Regions from separate parts of the Homo sapiens genome. Here region 2 is linked to region 1. The links are chromatin loops, found by intact Hi-C in ENCODE. Cell type or tissue: heart right ventricle. All regions are shown on one strand. Links, peaks and the distances in the headings refer to the core of each region. The heading gives the core; the rest is flanking DNA.

Region 1 (10,547 bases), core at 3,032-8,031:
CTCCTCTGAGCTGTCCTAAGATTCAGTAGAGCTTTTCTTTGTCTTGCTCACCCTCCACTTGTCTGTGTACCTCATTCTTCCTGGACACAGGACAAGAACTCAGGCAAAGGCTGGGATTACAGGCGTGAGCCCCTGTGCCCGGCCCAGTACCTTGACTTTGCTGCAATGCATTCCACTTCCTGTACCATTTGTTTATTTTTATTTTTATTTTATCATTATTTTTTGAGACAGAGTCTACTCTGTCCCCCAGGCTGGAGTGCAGTGGTGCGATATTGGCTCACTGCAACCTCCGCCTCCTGAGTTCAAGCAATTCTCCTGCCTCAGCCTCCCAAGTAGCTGGGACTACAGGCACATGCCACCATGCCCGGCTAATTTTTGTGTTTTTAGTAGAGACTGGGTTTTGCCATGTTGGCCAGGATGGTCTCGAACTCCTGACCTCAAGTGATCCACCTGCCTTGGCCTCCCAAAGTATTGAGATTACTGGCGTGAGCCACCACACCTGGCCCAGTACCTTGATTTTGATGCAATGCATTCAACTTCCTGTATCATTTAAATGTAGTGGAATTGTTATAAAGACTAATGTTATAGGCCAGGCGCGGTGGCTCACACCTGTAATCCCAGCACTTTGGGAGGCCGAGGCAGGCGAATCACAAGGTCAGGAGTTCGAGCTCAGCCTGGCCAACATGGTGAAACCCTGTCTCTACTAAAAATACAAAAAATTAGCTGGGTGTGGTGGTGGGTGCCTGTAATCCCAGCTACTTGGGAGGTTGAGGCAGGAGAATCGCTTGAACCCAGGAGACGGAGGTTGCAGTGAGCCAAGATTGAGCCACTGCACTCCAGCCCAGGCGACAGTGCGAGACTCTATCTCAAAAAAAAAAAAAAAAAGATGAATGTTATACCTCCCAGTTTTCTGGATAATGTTCTCCGTAAGGTTTATACATTGACTACGATGCCAATTATAGTTAAGGGCAAGCTTGTTTCTCATAAATGATGTGACTTCAAGTTAATTACTTGGCTTTTTTTTTTTTTTTTTGCTGGCCCTAAGTTTATTGTCTGTATCTGAAAAATCATCATAGAAAATTGTTTGGTTTAGCTCTCAGCAGCCCGCTCCTGAGCTCTGAGGAAGCTTGCCTTCTTTTGAGCTACCTGATCCTTCTTCTGAGCAAGGGGCATTTTGGGAAGGTTCCACCTCTCCTTTTTAACTTCTTTCTTGGGCTTCTTTTCATAGACTGGATTCTCTCGTATAGCAGCATGAGCTTTCTTATACATCTCCTCCATCATGTCTGGAGTTACGCTGTTCTTTATGTATTGAGAGAACTGTTTCTTGTAAGCATCGTCATCTTCTTCCATTAAGTAGCGCATGTAATCTGCAACATTCTGGCCCATGAAGTGCTTCTGGTGTACTCCTGCATTAAATTCCTTGCTTTCAGAATCATAACCAGGGAATCATTTGGTGCTGTGAGGGACAGACAAGCCTCCATCCACAACTCCCTTCAGGGCGCCAAAAACTTTATTGCCAGTGGTAGTTCTGGCAAGACCTGCATCCATACAGCAGGTGAAGGCACCTGGCTGACCATCAGTACTTTCCACATTGTATTTATCGCCAGTCACCTCCACTTGGCCGTCATAGATCTTGTCCATGCCAAACCTATCAAGAAGCCTGCGGGCCAGCAGCAGGCCAGTACAATATGCAGCAGCATAATTTGTCGGGCCAACCTTCACACCGTATTTTGGCAGTTCGTGTGCATATGCCGCGCAGACTATCATATCCCCCTCTATACGGGCATAAGCAATCTGACAAATGATATCTCTGTCAGTTACACGAACAATCATCCTATACTTGGGTGTGTTGTATTTATTTTTATCCTGTATCACCAAGCGTTTCCGAGCATAGTAATCAGTTTTACCCTCTCGTCGTCTTCTAAATTTCACTTGGTATCTGTTAAAGTAGGCCTTATTCTTAACAACTTTAACAAACCCCATCCAGCGGAACAGAGACCCGCGTCCGCGGCTCGACAGAGACCTGCAGGCCCAGCGGTGCCAGGGAGGGGAAGAGGCTACTTGGCTTTTTTGAGCCCAAAAGCCTGAATTTGTTATATGATGGGATCAGAATCCTTTGTCTCTGAAATTCTTTTCAACTCTAGTTGTGGGTCATTCTATATTTTAGTCAATAGTTAAGTTATCCATAAAAATGACATATTTCTTCTAAAGCCAAAATAGAAAATCTGTCTTCTTTAAGAGCAATTTCTGACCGGGCATGGTGGCTCATGCCTGTAATCCCAGCACTTTGGGAGGCCAAGGCAGGTGGATCACCTGAGGTCAGAAGTTCGAGACCAGCCTGACCAGCATAGTGAAACCCCGTCTGTACTAAAAATACAAAAATAAGCCGCTTGTGGTGGCTCATGCTTGTAATCCCAGCTACTTGGGAGGCTGAGGCAGGAGAATCGCTTGAACCTGGGAGGCAGAGGTTGCAGTGAGCCGAGATCGTGCCATTGCACTCCAGTCTGGGCAACAAGAGTGAAACTCCATCTCAAAATAAATAAATAAATAAATGCAGAAGGAATAATAAAATTAGAAAATTACTATTTTTTTCAAATCCTTTATGAAATGATGAATCTAAGTAATAATCATCAGTGTTGTTGTTGTTTTTTTTTTTTTTTAGACGGAGTCTCGCTCTGTTGCCAGGCTGGAGTGCAGTGGTGCAAACTTGGCTCACTGCAACCTCCACTTTCTGGGTTCTAAAGAGTTCTCCTGCCTCAGCCTCCCAAGTAGCTGGGACTATAGGCCCACGCCATAACACCTAGCTACTTTTTGTATTTTTAGTAGAGACAGGGTTTCACCATGTTGTCCAGGATGGTCTCGAACTCCTGACCTCGTGATCTGCTCCCCTCGGCCTCTTAAGTGCTGGGATTACAGGCGTGAGCCACAGCGCCCAGCCAATCATCAGTGGTTTCTAAAACCATTGGGTGAAAGATAGATAAGAAACCTTATTACTGTATCTATTGATGAATCAGGCCAACCACATTTGAACAACATTTGATTGATAACAAGACATTATGTGCCTCTTGATGTGGTACCATCGGAAGTACATAGAGAATAGAGTATACATATATAAAGTGGCTGGAAGCAGTGGCTCATACCTGTAATCCCAGCACTTTGGGAGGCCGAGGCGGGCGGATCACCTGTGGTCAGGGGTTCGAGACCAGCCTGGCCAGCATGGTAAAACCCCGCCTGTACTAAAAATATAGAAAATTAGCTGGGGGTGGTGGTACACGCCTGTAGTCCCAGCTACTCAGGAAGCTGCGGCAGGAGAATCACTTGAATCTGGGAAGCAGAGTCGGCAGTGAGCTGAGATCATGCCATTGGATTCCAGCCTGGGCAACAGAGCAAGACTCGTATAAAAAAAAAATACAGTATACATATATATCCTTACCTAAATAAATAATTTTTTTTTTTTTGAGATGGACTTTTCGCTCTTTTTGCCCAGGCTGGAGTGCAATGGCGCGATCTCAGCTCGCCACAACCTCTGCCTGCTGGGTTCAAGCAATTCTCCTGCCTCAGTCTCCTGCCTCAGTCTCCCAAGTATCTGGGATTACAGGCGCCTGCCACCACGCTCGGCTAATTTTTGTATTTTTTGTATTTTTTTTTTTTTTTGAGACAGTCTTGCTCTGTCGCCCAGGCTGGAGTGCAGTGGCACGATCTCCGCTCACTGCAAGCTGCGCCTCCTGGGTTCACGCCATTCTCCTGCCTCAGCCTCCCGAGTAGCTGGGACTACAGGCGCCCGCCACCACGCCTGGCTAATTTTTTTGTATTTTTAGTAGAGACGGGGTTTCACCGTGTTAGCCAGGATGGTCTCGATCTCCTGACCTTGTGATCCGCCCGTCTCGGCCTCCCAAAGTGCTGGGATTACAGGCGTGAGCCACCGCGCCTGGCAATTTTTGTATTTTTAGTAGAGACAAGGTTTTACCATGTTGGTCAGGCTGGTCTCGAACTCCGGACCTCAGGTGATCCGCCTGCCTCAGCCTCCTAAAGTGCTGGGATTACAGGCGTGAGCCACTGCACCTGGCCTAAATAAATACATTTTAAAAATGGAATCAGAAGCAAGCCTCTAAATCTCTCTTTTTTTTTTTTGAGACAGAATTTTGCTCTTGTTGCTCATGCTGGAGTGCAATGGCGTGATTTCAGCTCACCGCAACCTGTTTCCCGGGTTCAAGCGATTCTCCTGCCTCAGCCTCCCAAGTAGCTGGGATTACAGGCATGCGCCACAACACCCAGCTAATTTTGTATTTTTAGTAGAGACGGGTTTCTCCATGTTGGTCAGGCTGACCTCGAACTCCCGACCTCATCTGATCCGCCCGCCTTGGCCTCCCAAAGTGCTGGGATTACAAGCGTGAGCCACCATGCCCAGCAATAAGCCTCTAAATCTTACTATCAGTTTATCAGAAATACTATTCTGTATTCATTAAAATGAGAAAACTTAGTGAGTCTGAACTTAGCAAGCTTAGTGACAAGGTAGAATACTGTAAACTGCCAGGCACGGTCGCTCACACCTGTAATCCCAGCACTTTGGGAGGCCGAGGCAGGAGGATCACCTGAGGTCAGGAGTTTGAAACCAGCCTGGCCAATGTGGTGAAACCCCATCTCTACTAAAAATACAAAAATTAGCTGGGCATGGTGGTGGGTGCCTGTAATCCCAGCTACTTGGGAGGCTGAGGCAGGAGAATCGCTTGAACCTGGGAGGCGGAGGTTGCAGTGAGCCGAGATCACGCCACTGCACTCTAGCCTGGGCGACAAGAGTGAAATTGCATCTCAAAAATCAAAACAAAACAAAAAAACACACAAAAACAAAAACATTGGCAACTCTCACACCCTGCTGATAGGAATGCAAATTGTCCTATGCAGTTTGAATTTGACAGTACATACAAAATGGGAAAAAATCATCCCCTTGCCACTAGATGGCGCTTACTGGCTTTCAAGTACTTTATCGCATGTATTGTCTTCTGTTACATTGCTGCCTTCCTGTTTTTACTTCTCAAGGATGGCTGGAGGAAGGGGCTGGGCACTAGGGATTAGAGCCTCACAAGAATGCTGTAATCTGGATCCCAACAGCCATATCTGCTGTGGAACCATGTTGCCCCAGGGGACACATCTCTGAGCGTTGCTGTCTTCCCTAGCCACTTACATTATTCAGTTCCTTAGCAATATCTATCTCTGATACTGTGTTAAGGGTCTTTTTCTGAAGAATACACATTTTAATAAGTCTAATTTTTAATTATTTCACATAATATCTGTGCTATTTAACTTTTCTCTTTTTTATTATTATATTTATTTTTTTAATTTATTTTTTGAGACAAAGTCTAGCTCTGTTGCCCAGGCTGGAGTGCAGTGGCGCAATCTTGGCTCACTGCAACCTCTGCCTCCTGGGTTCAAGCGATTCTCCTGCCTCAGCCTCCCAAGTAGCTGGGATTACAGGCATGCGCTACTAAGCCTGGCTAATTTTGTATTTTTAGTAGACACGGTTTCTTCACGTTGGTGAGGCTGGTCTCGAACTCCCGACCTCAGGTGATCCACCTGCCTCAGCCTCCCAAAGTGCTGGGATTACATGCGTGAGCCACCACACCTGGCCTACTGAAGCATTCTATTCAAAATATTCCTATTCTGTTTCAAAAATATTAATTGCCCATCCCTGGGGTAATATCACACTTCCTGCTCCACAGAAATCAGGTTTGGAGACATAATTTGTTTTAGCCAATAGTATATGGGCAGAAGTTATGTTTGTCACTTCCAAGCAGAAGCTTCAAGAGCCAGAATGTGACTTGCTGTGGGGTTTTTGGTTTGTTTTTCTTTTTCCCTGCTATGAGATCAGTCATGTTCTAGAGGCTGTTTCATCAGCTTGGGTCCCAACGTGAAAATATTGGCCATCTACAGTGGACCTGAATGAGAAGTAAACCTTTATCTCCGTAAGCTGCTGAGATGTTGGAGTCATTTGTTCCTGCAGCATAATGTATCGTATCCTGACCGATATACTGGCCATTTCTTATTTTTTATTTTTTTTGTGACAGAGTCTCGCTCTGTCGCCCAGGCTGGAGTGCAGTGGTACGATCTCGGCTCACTGCAAGCTCCGCCTCCCGGGTTCACGCCTCTCTCTCCTGCCTCAGCCTCCCGGAGTAGCTGGGACTACAGATGCCCGCCACCATGCCCGGCTAATTTTTTTGTATTTTTAGTAGAGATGGGGTTTCACCATGTTAGCCAGGATGGTCTCGATCTCCCGACCTCGTGATCCGCCCACCTCGGCCTCCCAAAGTGCTGGGATTACAGGCGTGAGCCACTGCGCCCGGCTCTGGCCATTTCTTAAACATCCTTTCAGACCAGTCATGACCTCTGTGAGGTTCTGCACATGCATGGCTGCCTAATAGTTAATGATACAAGTAAACATTTTGTCTGGGTGATATGGATTGGATCTGAATCCCCACCCAAGTCTCATGATCTGTTGTAATCCCCAGTGTTCCAGGTAGGGCTCGGGGGAAGGCCATTGGATCATGGGGCAGAGTTCTCGTGAATGGATTAGTACCATCTCTCTTGGTACTGGATAGTGAGATCTCACGAGATCTGGCTGTTTAAAAGTGGATAACACCTCCTGTCTCTCTCTCTCAGTCCTGCGCTTGCCATGGAAGACTCATGCTCCCACTTGCCTTCTGCCTTCTGCTTTGAAGCTCCTTGAGGCCTCCCCAGAAGCAGAAGCCACTATGCTTTGTGTACAGCCTGCAGAACCATGAGCCAATTAAAGCTCTTTTCCTTATAAATTACCCAGTCTCAGGTATTTCTTTATAGCAGTTCAACAAGTGACGAATACATTGGGGAAAGCTCCATTGCATGCCCCCCCACTTTTTTTTTTTTGAGACTGAGTTTCACTGTTGCCCAGGCTGGAGTGCAATGGTGTGATCTTGGCTCACTGCAACCTCCATCTCCTGGGTTCAAGCAATTTTCCTGCCTCAGCCTCCTGAGTAGCTGGGATTACAGGCACCCGCCACCACGCCTGGCTAATTTTTGTATTTTTAGAGGAGATGGGGTTTCACCATGTTGGTCAGGCTGGTCTCGAACTCCCGACCTCAGGTGATCCACCTAACTCAGCCTCCCAAAGTGCTGGGATTACAGGCGTGAACCAGCGCACCCGGCCCATTGCATGACTTTTGGCAAAAAAAAAAAAAAAAACAGGTTCTGCCCCCGACTAAGGAAGCCAAGAAGAGCAGATACTTGCTCTCCTAGAGTCCTTACAGCTAGAGAAGTGTGACGTGACTCCTATCCACTCCAGCCTGGGTAACAGAGTGAGTCTCACAAAAAAAAAAAAAAAAAAAAACCCAGAAAATAAAAAATGAGAGTCCATGAAAAGATTATTTCAAATTCATCCTTGACAGGAATTTAAATTCTTCTCCTCCATATAGATTGTTGTGAAAACACATTAATATTCTTTTTCCCTGGTGCGGAAGGAGGGAATAGAAAACCACTTTTTTTTTTTTTTTTTTGAGACGCAGTCTTGCTCTGTCACCCAGGCTGGAGTGCAGTGGCGCGATCTCGGCTCACTGCAAGCTCCGCTTCCCGGGTTCACGCCATTCTCCTGCCTCAGCCTCCCGAGTAGCTGGGACTACAGGCACCCACCAACACGCCTGGCTAATTTTTTGTATTTTTAGTAGAGACGGGGTTTCACTGTGTTAGCCAGGATGGTCTTGATCTCCTGACCTCAGGTGATCCACCCGCCTCGGCCTCCCAAAGTGTTGGGATTACAGGCGTGAGCCACTGCGCCTGGCCTAGAAAACCACTTCTATACTGCCTATCACCATGCATTGACTCTCACTCTGCTTTTTGGATCATTTTCTTCGGAAAAAGTTTCTCATAGTGTGTCTTGACTTTTTAAAAAGTTGTGTATTCAAAGCACTTAAACATGGCTGGGCGAGGTGGGAGGCTGAGGTGGGTGGATCATCTGAGGTCAGGAATTCAAGACTAGCCTGACCAACATGGCAAAGCCCTGTCTCTACTAAAAATACAAAAATTAGCCAGTTGTGGTGGCTCACACCTGTAGTTCCAGTTACTTGAGAGGCTGAGGCACAAGAATCTCTTGAACCCAGGAGGCAGAAGTTGCAGTGAGCCAAGATCACGCCACTGCACTCCAGTCTGGGTGACAGAGTGAGACTGTGTCTCAAAAAACAAAAACAGCCTGGGCGTGGTGGCTCACACCTGTAATCCTAGCCCTTTGGGAGGCCGAGGTGGGCGGATCACGAGGTCAGAGGATCAAGACCATCCTGGCTAACACGGTGAAACCTCGTCTCTACTAAAAATACAAAAAAATTAGCCGGGTGTGGTGGCGGGTGCCTGTAGTCCCAGCTACTCGGTAGGCTGAGGCAGAATGGCGTGAACCCGTGAGGCAGAGCTTACAGTGAGCCGAGATCGTGCCACTGCACTCCAGTCTGGGTGACAGAGCAAGACGCTGTCTCAAAAAAAAAAAAAAAAAAAAAAAAAAAAAAAAAAAGACTTAAACACACTGACAGATACTGAAGAATGCAGAAAATGGTATGAATGTGAATATCTGACTTTATACCGTGTCCTAGTGGCAGCAAACCCAAACAAAACCGAAGTGCTTTGTTTTGATCACATTCGTTGGGCTTCAGATGTCAACTAGGAACAGCTTTGGCTTGTGTTTGCAGCTTTTCCTCTGTTGCTTTTTCCCACCCTTAGCTTAGTAACAGTGATCTGGTCCTGTTAAACGTGGGTGTGGACTCATGCCATGACTGACTTGCTTCTCTATAGCTTTTCTAGTGCCGTATTTGCCTTGTCTAGAATATCCTGCCTGCCATATCTGATTCCTTTTCTAAGACTCATACTCAGGCCGGGTGCAGTGGCTCACTCCTGTAATCCCAGCACTTTGGGAGGCCACGGCGAGCAGATCACCTAAGGTCAGGAGTTCAAGACCAGCCTGGATAATATGGCAAAACCCCGTCTCTACTAAAAATACAAAAATTAGCCGGGCATGGTGGCGGGCGCCTGTAATCTCAGCTACTCGGGAGGCTGAGGCAGGGGAATTGCTTGCGTCCATGGCACTGAGGAACCTTCTCTCCTGCATGGCCCCCTAACCCCCTGCTCTGTCATATGACAGACGCCCAAAGACCATGCTGCTTCTCTGCAGCCATCTGATGACACCATGTTACCTGGCAGTGTCCATTCCCCTGGTGCCAGTCTCAGTAGCATGGCGGCACCTCAGGTGGGAGCCTCCCCCCCATCTGCCCACTGCCCTCCTGTACTTACTATGGATTCTCCTCTCCTTTCACAGGTAGCTTGTTCCCTAGTGCCAAGTGCCCTTCCTGGGACCGGGCTGGTGGAAGGCTCACACTGGGCTTTTCCTTGTGGTCTGGGGAGACGGAAGATTGTTGGAATGAGCTTGGGAGCTTGGCTCACCCCGTCCTGGGTGATTCTTACCAGAAATTGAATGACCACCTCATATGTTTCTTCCCACACAGAATCATGATGCTGACACTGGCCTCAATCTCATGGATGAAACCAAGTGTCTCCCATCGGGGCAGCAGTCTCTAGGCCAAGGGAGTCAGGGAAGCCACTGCTCATGACCTCCTTTCCCATCGAGCCACCTGCATCCCTCACCCCTGTGTCTCCACCTCCAGGACTTTCTCATCGACGGAGAGCCTGCGACAACTCTCCCAACAACTCAATAGTCTTGTTTGTGAGGTACCTCAGGAATTGAGGGGGGTGCGGGGGGAAGGAAAGTATGATAGAAACTGAGGCAGGGATTCACGAGAGAGAGGGGAGATCCTGGGACCAGCCGATTTGCTGGGCAGTGTTGAGGAAGTCACCTCTTCCCTGAGCCTTCTCCCTGGAAGCTGTTCACAGGGAGGAGGTGGACCCCGTGACTGGCTGCATCATTTTATGCTGCCGCAGAAGAACCGGATGAGAGTTGCTCGGGAGGGAGGGATGGTGGGGAGGTAAGAACCATGAGAGACGTTGGCACAAAGGGGTTACGGGACGAAGGGTCCAAGTTAGGCAGAAAAGTAAATGTTGCCAGTTGATGGGGAAGAAAGGAAGTCAGAGGGCTTAGACACTGGGGGACAGAACATCTCAGGTGCAATCTCCTCTCTCGTAGTCAACAACATCTGTCAAAGGGGAGGGCCTGCATCGTCTGCTAACCTGAAGGATCTGGAGGTGAGAGTTCCGGAGCCATAGCCCAGTGTCCCTGCAGCCCAGCCCTCCAACCTCCATCCCACAGCGGGGGCTGGGTGCCCCTCTGCCAGCTGAGGGAGCCCACACAGCTCCCAACCCTAATGCCTCCTCCCATAGAGCAGGCTGGATGCCCCTCTGCCAGCTGAGACAGCCCACACAACCCCCAGCCCTAATGATTGCTCTACCTGTCCTCACAGTCCTCTTCCACCTCCTTCTCTCTGCATGCACCTCAGGATGAGAGGCTGTGGGAGCAGGAGAAGACGCAGGAAGAGGAGAGGCTGCAGGAGCTGGGCATAAGGCCGAGCTCTGGGGGGAGCAGGTGAAGG
Region 2 (8,567 bases), core at 2,793-7,792, 250 kb after region 1:
TGTCACCATCTGTAAGGAAATAGACTCAGAGAGGTGAAGGAGCCAACCTGAGCTCACACAGCCAGTAGGTGGGCAGGGAGCGCCTCCACGGACTCCTAATTACAGAGCCCAGGCTTTTTAGCTGGAGGTGTCCAGCACCATTCTGCACACTGGGGCTACTGAGGGGACTGTGATGACAAGCTCCTGCCCAGGCTGGAGTGCAGTGGCGGGATCTCGGCTCACTGCAAGCTCCGCCTCCCGGGTTCACGCCATTCTCCTGCCTCAGCCTCCCAAGTAGCTGGGACTACAGGCGCCCGCCACTAAGCCCGGCTAATTTTTTTTGTATTTTTAGTAGAGACGGGGTTTCACCGTTTTAGCCGGGATGGTCTCGATCTCCTGACCTCGTGATCCGCCCGCCTTGGCCTCCCAAAGTGCTGGGATTACAGGCGTGAGCCACCGCGCCCGGCCGGGGGAGAAACATTCAACAAAGCAACAAGTGAGCAGAAATTCCTTCTCAGGGCCACGGAGCTTGGCCTGTCCTCGCCCTGGCTTCTCCATGCCGTTCAGTTCCCAGGCTGGTGCTGTCTTTCCTCCCTGCCCCTGAAGTGGCTCTTTCCCCATCCCAGAAGTCCCAGAGCAAAATCTGGGTCTCCCCTGAAAGCTGGGTCAGTGCAGCACATACCTTCAGCTGAGGGCACTCAGAGGCAGAAAGGACATCTTTTCCATGTGTCCCTTCTATGCACCCCTGGGGGAATCTGCCCTCTGCTTGAACTTGCCCTTGACAGGAGACTCATTACCTCACAAGATGGACCACTCTATACCCAGGCAACGCTAATGGAGACATCCCCTGGCCCCTAACACTCGGCTAAGCATGGTGGCTCATGCCTGTAATCTCAGCACGTTGGGAGGTTGAGGTGGGAGGATTCGCTTGAGTCCAGGAGTTCGAGATTAGCCCTTTTTTTTTTTTTTTTTTTTGAGACGGAGTTTCGCTCTTGTTGCCCAGGCTGGAATTCAATGGTGTGATCCTGGCTCACCACAACCTCTGCCTCCTGGGTTCAAGCGAGTCTCCTGCCTCAGCCTCCCGAGTAGCTGGGATACAGGCATGCAGCACCACGCCTGACTAGTTTTGTATTTTTAGTAGAGACGGGGTTTCTCCATCTTGGTCAGGCTCTTCTTGTACTCCTAACCTCAGGTGATCCACCTGCCTCGGCCCCCCAAAATGTTGGGATTATAGGCATGAGCCACCGCGCCCGGCCGAGATTAGCCTTTTTTTTTTTTTTTTTGAGATGGAGTCTTGCTCTGTCGCCCAGGCTGGAGTGCAGTGGCGCGATCTTGGCTTACTGCAAGCTCCGACTCCCGGGTTCACGCCATTCTCCTGCCTCAGCACCCCCAGCAGCTGGAACTACAGGCACACACCTCCACGCCCGGCTAATTTTTTCGTATTTTTAGTAGAGACGGGGTTTCATCATGTTAGCCAGGATGGTCTCTATCTCCTGACCTCGTGATCCGCCCACCTCGGCCTCCCAAAGTGCTAGGATTACAGGCGTCAGCCACCGTGCCCAGCAAGAGATTAGCCCATTTTTAACCCTTCCTATTGCCCTGACACCTCAACATGCCCACACACAGGCTGAGAGCACCCCACCCTGGCAGCCAGGCAGCCCCGTGGAATAAGCCTGGTCCCTGCTCCAGGTTCCCTTCCAGCCTTCCCCTGAGGGTCACCCAGTCACTTTGAAACACACCAGTGAGATCTGCTCACGTCTCTGGCTAGTGCCCCCCGCCCTGACCCCCCAGGAAAGGCACTTGCCTGTGGGTCCTCAGGCCCTCAAGCTCTCTTGGCCCCGAACCTGCTAGGTGGGCCTGCTCCCTGTGGGCTCCTCCCATCCAGCCCCCTACATGGGGGCTGGCCTTCCTCTCTGGGGCCCGTGAGTGTAATTGAGCCCTTCACCTACACCTGTCTGAGTGTGATTTCTGCGGCTGTGCTGGAAAGACCCCAAAAGGCCAAAGGGGCTTCCCTGTCTCCAGCACTCCCTCCCTCTGTGGAAACAGCGCCCCTCACCCATTCCTTCTGTGCTCTGCTCCTCACCTCGGCCCCCAGAAACACATGCACATCACGAATTGCCCCTCATCACCTAACAGTCCCTGAACTCCTTTGTGTTACACCTAAATCATCCCTCTTAAGACTAAATGTCTTTGATTTCCCAATCATCCCTCGCCCGCCTGCTGCTCTCCCTCCATTTTTGCTGCTCTGACATTGTCCATAAATGCTTCGACAAATGACCAGCGTTGCCTGGGAGTGGAGGACAGATCTCGGCCCTTGCCCTCCAGTTCCTCCTTATCTCAGCCTGGGGGTGGATAGCAAAGACCCAGGCAATAAGAGCGACACAGCAGGAGGACAAGGACCATCCCAAATGAGTAGACGGCCTGGTTCCCACAGTCGTTCGGCCATCACGTATCAGTGCTGCACGCATGTGTCAGGCTGGGGCCAGGCAGAGGCACGCGGAGCTGGAGGCTGTGCCGGGGAGAAAGCACAGAGGCACATGCCTGACCCGGATCATCTCAGGGATATGAGTGCTTTGGAGAAAACGGAAGAAGGTGGTAATAAAGTGGGGCTAGAGGGATCACCAGGAGAGCCTCTCTGGGACCGGGCATGGTGGCTCACGCCTGTAATCCCAGCACTTTGGGAGGCTGAGGGCAGGTGGAGCACCTGAGGTCAGGAGTTCGAGACCAGCCTGACCAACATGGTAAAACCCCGTTTCTACTAGAAATACTAAAATTAGTCAGGCATGGTGGTGAGTGCCTGTAATCCCAGCTACTCAGGAGGCTGAAACAGGAGAATTGCTTGAACCCGGCAGGCAGAGGTTGCAGTGAGCCAAGATCATGTCACTGCACTCCAGCCTGGGTGACAGAATGAGACTCAGTCTCAAAAAAAAAAAAAAGGAGAGCCTCTCTGGGAAGGTGGCAGACAGGATAGGCTGCTCCAAGTGATGAAAAGAGCCAGGCCTGCAGAGATGGGGGAGGAGAATTCTAGTAGAGGGGCCTGCCATGCAAAGGCCCTGAGGCAGGGAGGGGCATGACGCTTGAAGATTGCTGTGTCTCCAGCAAAACCAGCAAGGGCAGAAGGGAGGGGGTGGAGGGGGAGGCCAGAGAGGCGAGGAACTTGATTTTATTTATGTTCCAGGGGAGGCTTTTGGAGGGCATTAGGGCTCTGATAGAATCTGATTTATGCTTTAAAATGCAAGAGAGGCTGGGCGTGGTGACTCATGCCTGTAATCCCAGCACTTCAGGAGGCTGAGATGGGAGGATCCCTGGAGCCCAGGAGTTCCAGACCACCCTATGCAACATAACAAGACCCCCATCTCTAATATTTTTTAAAATAATAATAAAATGTAAGAGAAAGGAGAGACCATTGGAGACTAGAGTCACCAGGAAAGGCTTTATAGAAGAGGCAATGATGCCTTCTACCACAGAATTAGAGAGGAGTCATGATTTCCTATGAGCAGTACAAAAATCACCCCTTTAAAAATGCGGCTGGGCATAGTGGCCCCTGCCTGTAATCCTTTGGGGGGCCAAGGTGGGCGGATCATGTGAGCCCAGGAGTTTTTCTTTTTTTTTTTTTTTTTTGAGATGGAGTCTCGCTCTGTCACCCAGGCTGGAGTGCAGTGGCGTGATCTCAGCTCACTGCAAGCTCTGCCTCCCGGGTTCACACCATTCTCCTGCCTCAGCCTCCCAAGTAGCTGGGACTACAGGCGCCTGCCACCATACCCGGCTAATTTTTTGTATTTTTAGTAGAGACGGGGTTTCACCGTGTTAGCCAGGATGGTCTTGATTTCATGATCCATCTGCCTCGGCCTCCCAAAGTGCTGGGATTACAGGCGTGAGCCACCGCACCCAGCCGTGCCCAGGAGTTTGAAACCAGCCTGGGCAACATGGCAAAACCCCATCTCTACAAAAAATACAAAAAATTAGCTGGGCATGGTGGCACATGCCTGTAGTTCTAGCTGCTCAGGAGGCTGAAGTGGGAGGATCGCCTGAGCCTGGGAGGTTGAGGCTGTAGGGAGCTGTGATTGTGCCACTGCACTCCAGCCTAGGTGATGGAGTAAGACCCTGTCTCAAGAAAAAAATAAATAAATAAATCAAAACAGTTTCTCCCAGGAAGGCATACGAATGGCCAATAAGCACATGAAAAGATACTCAACATCATCAGCTGTCAGAAAAAATGCAAATCAAAACCATAATGAGATACTACTTCAGGGGAGCAGTGGTTCACGTTTGTAATCCCAGCACTTTGGGAGGCCAAGGCAGGCCAATTGCTTGAGGCCAAGAGTTCAAGACCAGCCTGGGTAACATGGTGAGACCCTGTCGCTACAAAAAAATAAAAAATTAGCAGCCAGGCACGGTGGCTCATGCCTGTAATCCCAGCACCCTGGGAGGCCGAGGCAGGTGGAGCACAAGGTCAGGAGTTTGAGACCAGCCTGGCCAACATAGTGAAACCCTGTCACTACTAAAAATACAAAAGTTAGCCGCACGTGGTGGCATGTGCCTGTAATCTCAACTACTTAGGAGGCTGAGGTGGGAGAATCGACTGAACCCAGAAGGCAGAAGTTGCAGTGAGCCGAGACCACACCACTGCACTCCAGCCTGGGTGACAGAATGAGACTCTGTTTCAAAAAACAAAATAAAATAAAATAAATAAAAATCAGCAGGGTGTGGTAGCATGCACCTGTAATCCCAGCTGCTTGGGAGGCTGAGGTGGGAGGATCACCCCAGGAGGTCAAGGCTGCAGTGAGCTGTGATCATACCACTGCGCTCCAGCCTGGATGACAGAGCCAGACCCTGTCTCAAAAAAAAAAGAGCTATCAGGCTGGACGTGGTGGCTCACGCCTGTAATCCCAGCACTTTGGGAGGCCAAGGTGGGTGGACCACCAGGTCAGGAGTTCAAGACCAGCCTGGCCAAGATGGTGAAACCCCATCTCTACTAAAAATACAAAAATTAGCTGGGCATGGTGGCGGGCGCCTGTAATCCCAGCTGAGACAGGAGAATCACTGGAACCTGGGAGGTGGAGGTTGCAGTGAACCAAGATTACGCCATTGCACTCCAGCCTGGGCAACAGAGCAAGACTCCGTCCCAAAAAAACAAAAAGTTCTGATTTCATTTTAACCAGTACAAGATGCAGGAAGGGAAGCTGCCTGGTGACGTTCTTGCTATTCAGCCATGGCCTCGAGGCAGCATTATTCATAACCATGAGTAGCGTGGCCTTTCTGAACAGCTTCTGAAAAGCACGTTTGTTACTGCAGCTTTGCAGTTTACCTCCTTCTACATTCAGGGCTCAAACCCCGTTTAACACACGCCCCCTACTGGGCCACTGAGAACTGCTCGTCTCTGCAGATCCCCTTCCACCCGGTGTGCAGGCTCCCTGTGCACAACTCCCCTCCTCCCGTCCCTAGGGCACCGCCTGAGTTCACATTGTGGCCTGCACTGCCAGATCTCCCTCTAGCCTCTCACCAGCTCCGTCATCCTTAGAGAGGCACATCTCTAAGAACACTGATGCCATCACTCAAAAACATTTGGCTGGAAGCCGGGCACGGTAGCTCATGCCTGTAATCCCAGCACTTTGGGAGATGGAGGCTGGCGGATCACTTGAGGTCTGGAGTTCAAGACCAGCCTGGCCAACATAGTGAAACCCCATCTCTACTAAAAATACAAAACTAGGCCAGGCACGGTGGCTGATGCCTGTAATCCCGGCACTTTGGGAGGCTGAGGCAGGCGGATCACAAGGTCAGGAGATCAAGACTATCCTGGCTAACACGTCAGGATGTAGACATGTTTAGTAGAGAAACCCCGTCTCTACTAAAAATACAAAAAATTAGCCGGGCGTGGTGGCGGGCGCCTGTAGTCCCAGCTACTCGGGAGGCTGAGGCAGGAGAATGGCATGAACCTGGGAGGCGGAGCTTGCAGTGAGCTGAGCTCACGCCACTGCACTCCAGCCTGGGTGTCAGAGTGAGACTCCGTCTCAAAACAAAACAAAACAAAACTAGCCGGGCATGGTGGCGCATGCCTGTAATCCCAGCTACTTCTTGGGAGGTTGAGGCATGAGAATGACTTGAACCCAGGAGGCAAAGGTTGCTGTGAGCCGAGATTGTGCCACTAGCCTGGGCAACAGAGTGAGACTCTGTCTAAAAAAAAAAAAAAAAAAAAAAAAAAAGGAAAGAAAGGGGGGAGGGGAGGGGGGAGGGGAGGGGTGGGAAGGGGAGGGGAGATTAGGTGAGTTAAACTGGAATTGTGGGGGAATGTTGGCCAAGTGGCAGGCAGGGTGGGCCTGGGCCTGAGGGAACGCCATGGGCCCCTAGACTTGTTCCTGCTGACAGAGCGCCAGCGGCCGGGCAGGAGCATAAGCAAGGTGGGTTTGCATCTGTCACTGGAGGAGCGCTCCGAATGCTTCTCAGGACAAAAGCAGGAGGCCGCCATTGTTCACAGGATGTGAGATCTAATATGGTTCAGGCTGGGGCAAATCAGTGAAGATCAAAATCCCTCGTCTTCCACAATGAGAGACTGGAATCAAAAGTGGATGTGCTCCCACCTGCTCACAAAGGGTCCTCACGTGCCCCAGGGCCCTCCACTGGGGCACAGTTCACATTAGGGGACACACAAACAGCCTGAGGGTGCCCAGTCGCTGAGCAGCCCCAGTCGCTGTGCCGTTACCAGCAGGCAGGGCCCTGCAGGAGACCTTGGCCTCCCCAGACCACAGGGGCTGCAGGGCTGCTGCGGGGAGAGGGCCAGGCGGCCGCAGCACAGCTGGGAATGGCTCCAGAGGGGAGGGTGGAGAGTGCGCTGGCCCCTGGGGGCACTCAGAGAGGAGCTGCGTGTGTTTGGCACTGGTGGACATGGTGTGTGGCAGTGTGAGCCAACAGGCCAATGGGTGGCAAGCATAGGAGGCTTTATGGAGCACCCTGAAGAACCACTGTGTGGAGGGGAAATGGCCCCCTGTGAGGAAAGTCCTAGCAGCTGGTGGAGCGCAACCAGATGCGGGTCCAGACTGATGGGGTCTCCATGGCAGCCCAGGTGGGAGGCGGAGGAGGAGAAGGGAGACAGTGAGAAGGTTGTCACCAGGCCCTCACTAATACCCGGGGAGCAGCCCGTGTGCAAAGGAGGTGAAGGATGGTGGTTTTCTTTTGTTTGAGATGGAGTCTTGCTCAGTTGTCCAGGCTGGAGTGCAATGGTGCGATCTCGGCTCACTGCAACCTCCGCCTCCTGGGTTCAAGTGATTCTTCCGCCTCAGCCTCCCAAGTAGGTGGGATTACAGGCATGAACCACCAAGCCCAGCTAATGTTTGTATTTTTAGTAGAGACGGGGTTTCACCTTGTTGGCCAGGCTGGTCTCAAACTCCTGACCTCAGGTGATCCACCCACCTCAGCCTCCCAAAGTGCTGGGACTACAGGCGTGAGCTACTGTGCCCAGTCGAGGATGGGTTTATATTGGGAAAACCAAGCCTATCAAACTTGGTGAAAACGACCACAGGATGCAACCCTCTGGCCTGGGACCCACCCCATCAAGTGTGTGGGGGCTGACAAGAAAACAGCAACGGCTCCCGGACAGCTCCCAGCAGGGCTCACTGCTTAGCCCCAGCCTAGCGCTGAATGGGGCTGTTCCTGGCCCGACAGCCTCCCGAGGCCTGCTGCCAACACCGCACCCTTCCCACCCGTGTCCTGGAAGTGCTCAGAGGAAACATCTGCCCAGAACATGACATCACTAAATCATTAATGAGACAGTCACTATATGACATAAATCCACTTAGCAGAGCCTCACTCTCACCTAGCAACTGGGTCACCAGCAAACTAACCACTTGGTGTGACTCTTCCATTAGGACTGCGTGGCCCCGGAGCCTCAGAGGCCAACGTTCCCAACCAGGGACTCCACCCTTCTCCCAGAGGGAGGCAAAAACAACACAATGTAACTGAGAACCGGGTTGTAAAAACCGGTGGAAGAGCTGGGAACAGTTAACGGGGTGTCTTTCACTTCTGCGTGTAGGAGCCGAGGTGGAGCCGCCAGCTGTGCAGAGGACACCCCCTCCTGGGAGGTAAGAGGGCTCGCCAGAGCCAGCAAGGCGTGCGGGCAGGGTCCCTGTGCGGTGGTACTGGTTGTTTCTGAGGCAAACAGAACTCCCCCCCTTTTTTTTTTTGAGACGGAGTTTCGCTCTTATTGCCCAGGCTTGAGTGTAATGGCGCCATCTCGGCTCTCCGCAACCTCCGCCTCCTGGGTTCAAGCGATTCTCCTGCCTCAGCCTCCAGGCTAATTTTTGTATTTTTAGTAGAGATGAGGTTTCACCATGTTGGCCAAGCTGGTCTCGAACTCCTGACCTCAGATGATCCACCCTCCTCGGCCTCCCAAAGTGCTGGGATTACAGGCATGAGCCACTGCGCCCGGCCACAGAACTCCCCATTTTATACAGTGGGAAACAAAGGTGCAACGACCCCAGGGACAGGCTTGGGAAACAGCTAATAAACAGCAGAGCCAGGCCACAAGGCCAAGTCTGACTCGGGGATCTCCATCCCACACCCGCCATCAACAGCAAACACATTAAAACTAAACC

Evidence for each region. A loop is a pair of places that touch in the nucleus more often than their neighbours do. Peaks named below come from ENCODE experiments on the same cell type or tissue, not always from the same donor. Only the 100,000 strongest peaks of a DNase experiment are listed, where the experiment ranks them.
Region 2: a loop joins it to region 1, with 2.6 times the contacts of the local background. A loop is called at or near these places in 18 of 110 quality-filtered maps.

What each region holds. Positions count from the first base shown.
Region 1 is chr22:42,775,314-42,785,860 of GRCh38, forward strand. It overlaps the pseudogene RPL5P34 and the pseudogene GOLGA2P4. Among named protein-coding and RNA genes, the nearest start is that of A4GALT, 60 kb to the left of the region's middle. RefSeq lists a silencer at 4,864-4,913. In heart right ventricle, for the core only: a CTCF peak has its summit at 4,935 (motif pointing right); a DNase peak (open chromatin) is centred at 5,028; H3K27ac peaks cover 431 bases.
Region 2 is chr22:43,028,716-43,037,282 of GRCh38, forward strand. No RefSeq gene overlaps it. Among named protein-coding and RNA genes, the nearest start is that of TTLL1-AS1, 5.6 kb to the right of the region's middle. RefSeq lists an enhancer at 5,332-5,833. In heart right ventricle, for the core only: CTCF peaks have their summits at 5,343 (motif pointing left) and 5,545; DNase peaks (open chromatin) are centred at 5,336 and 7,656; H3K4me3 peaks cover 41 bases; H3K27ac peaks cover 287 bases.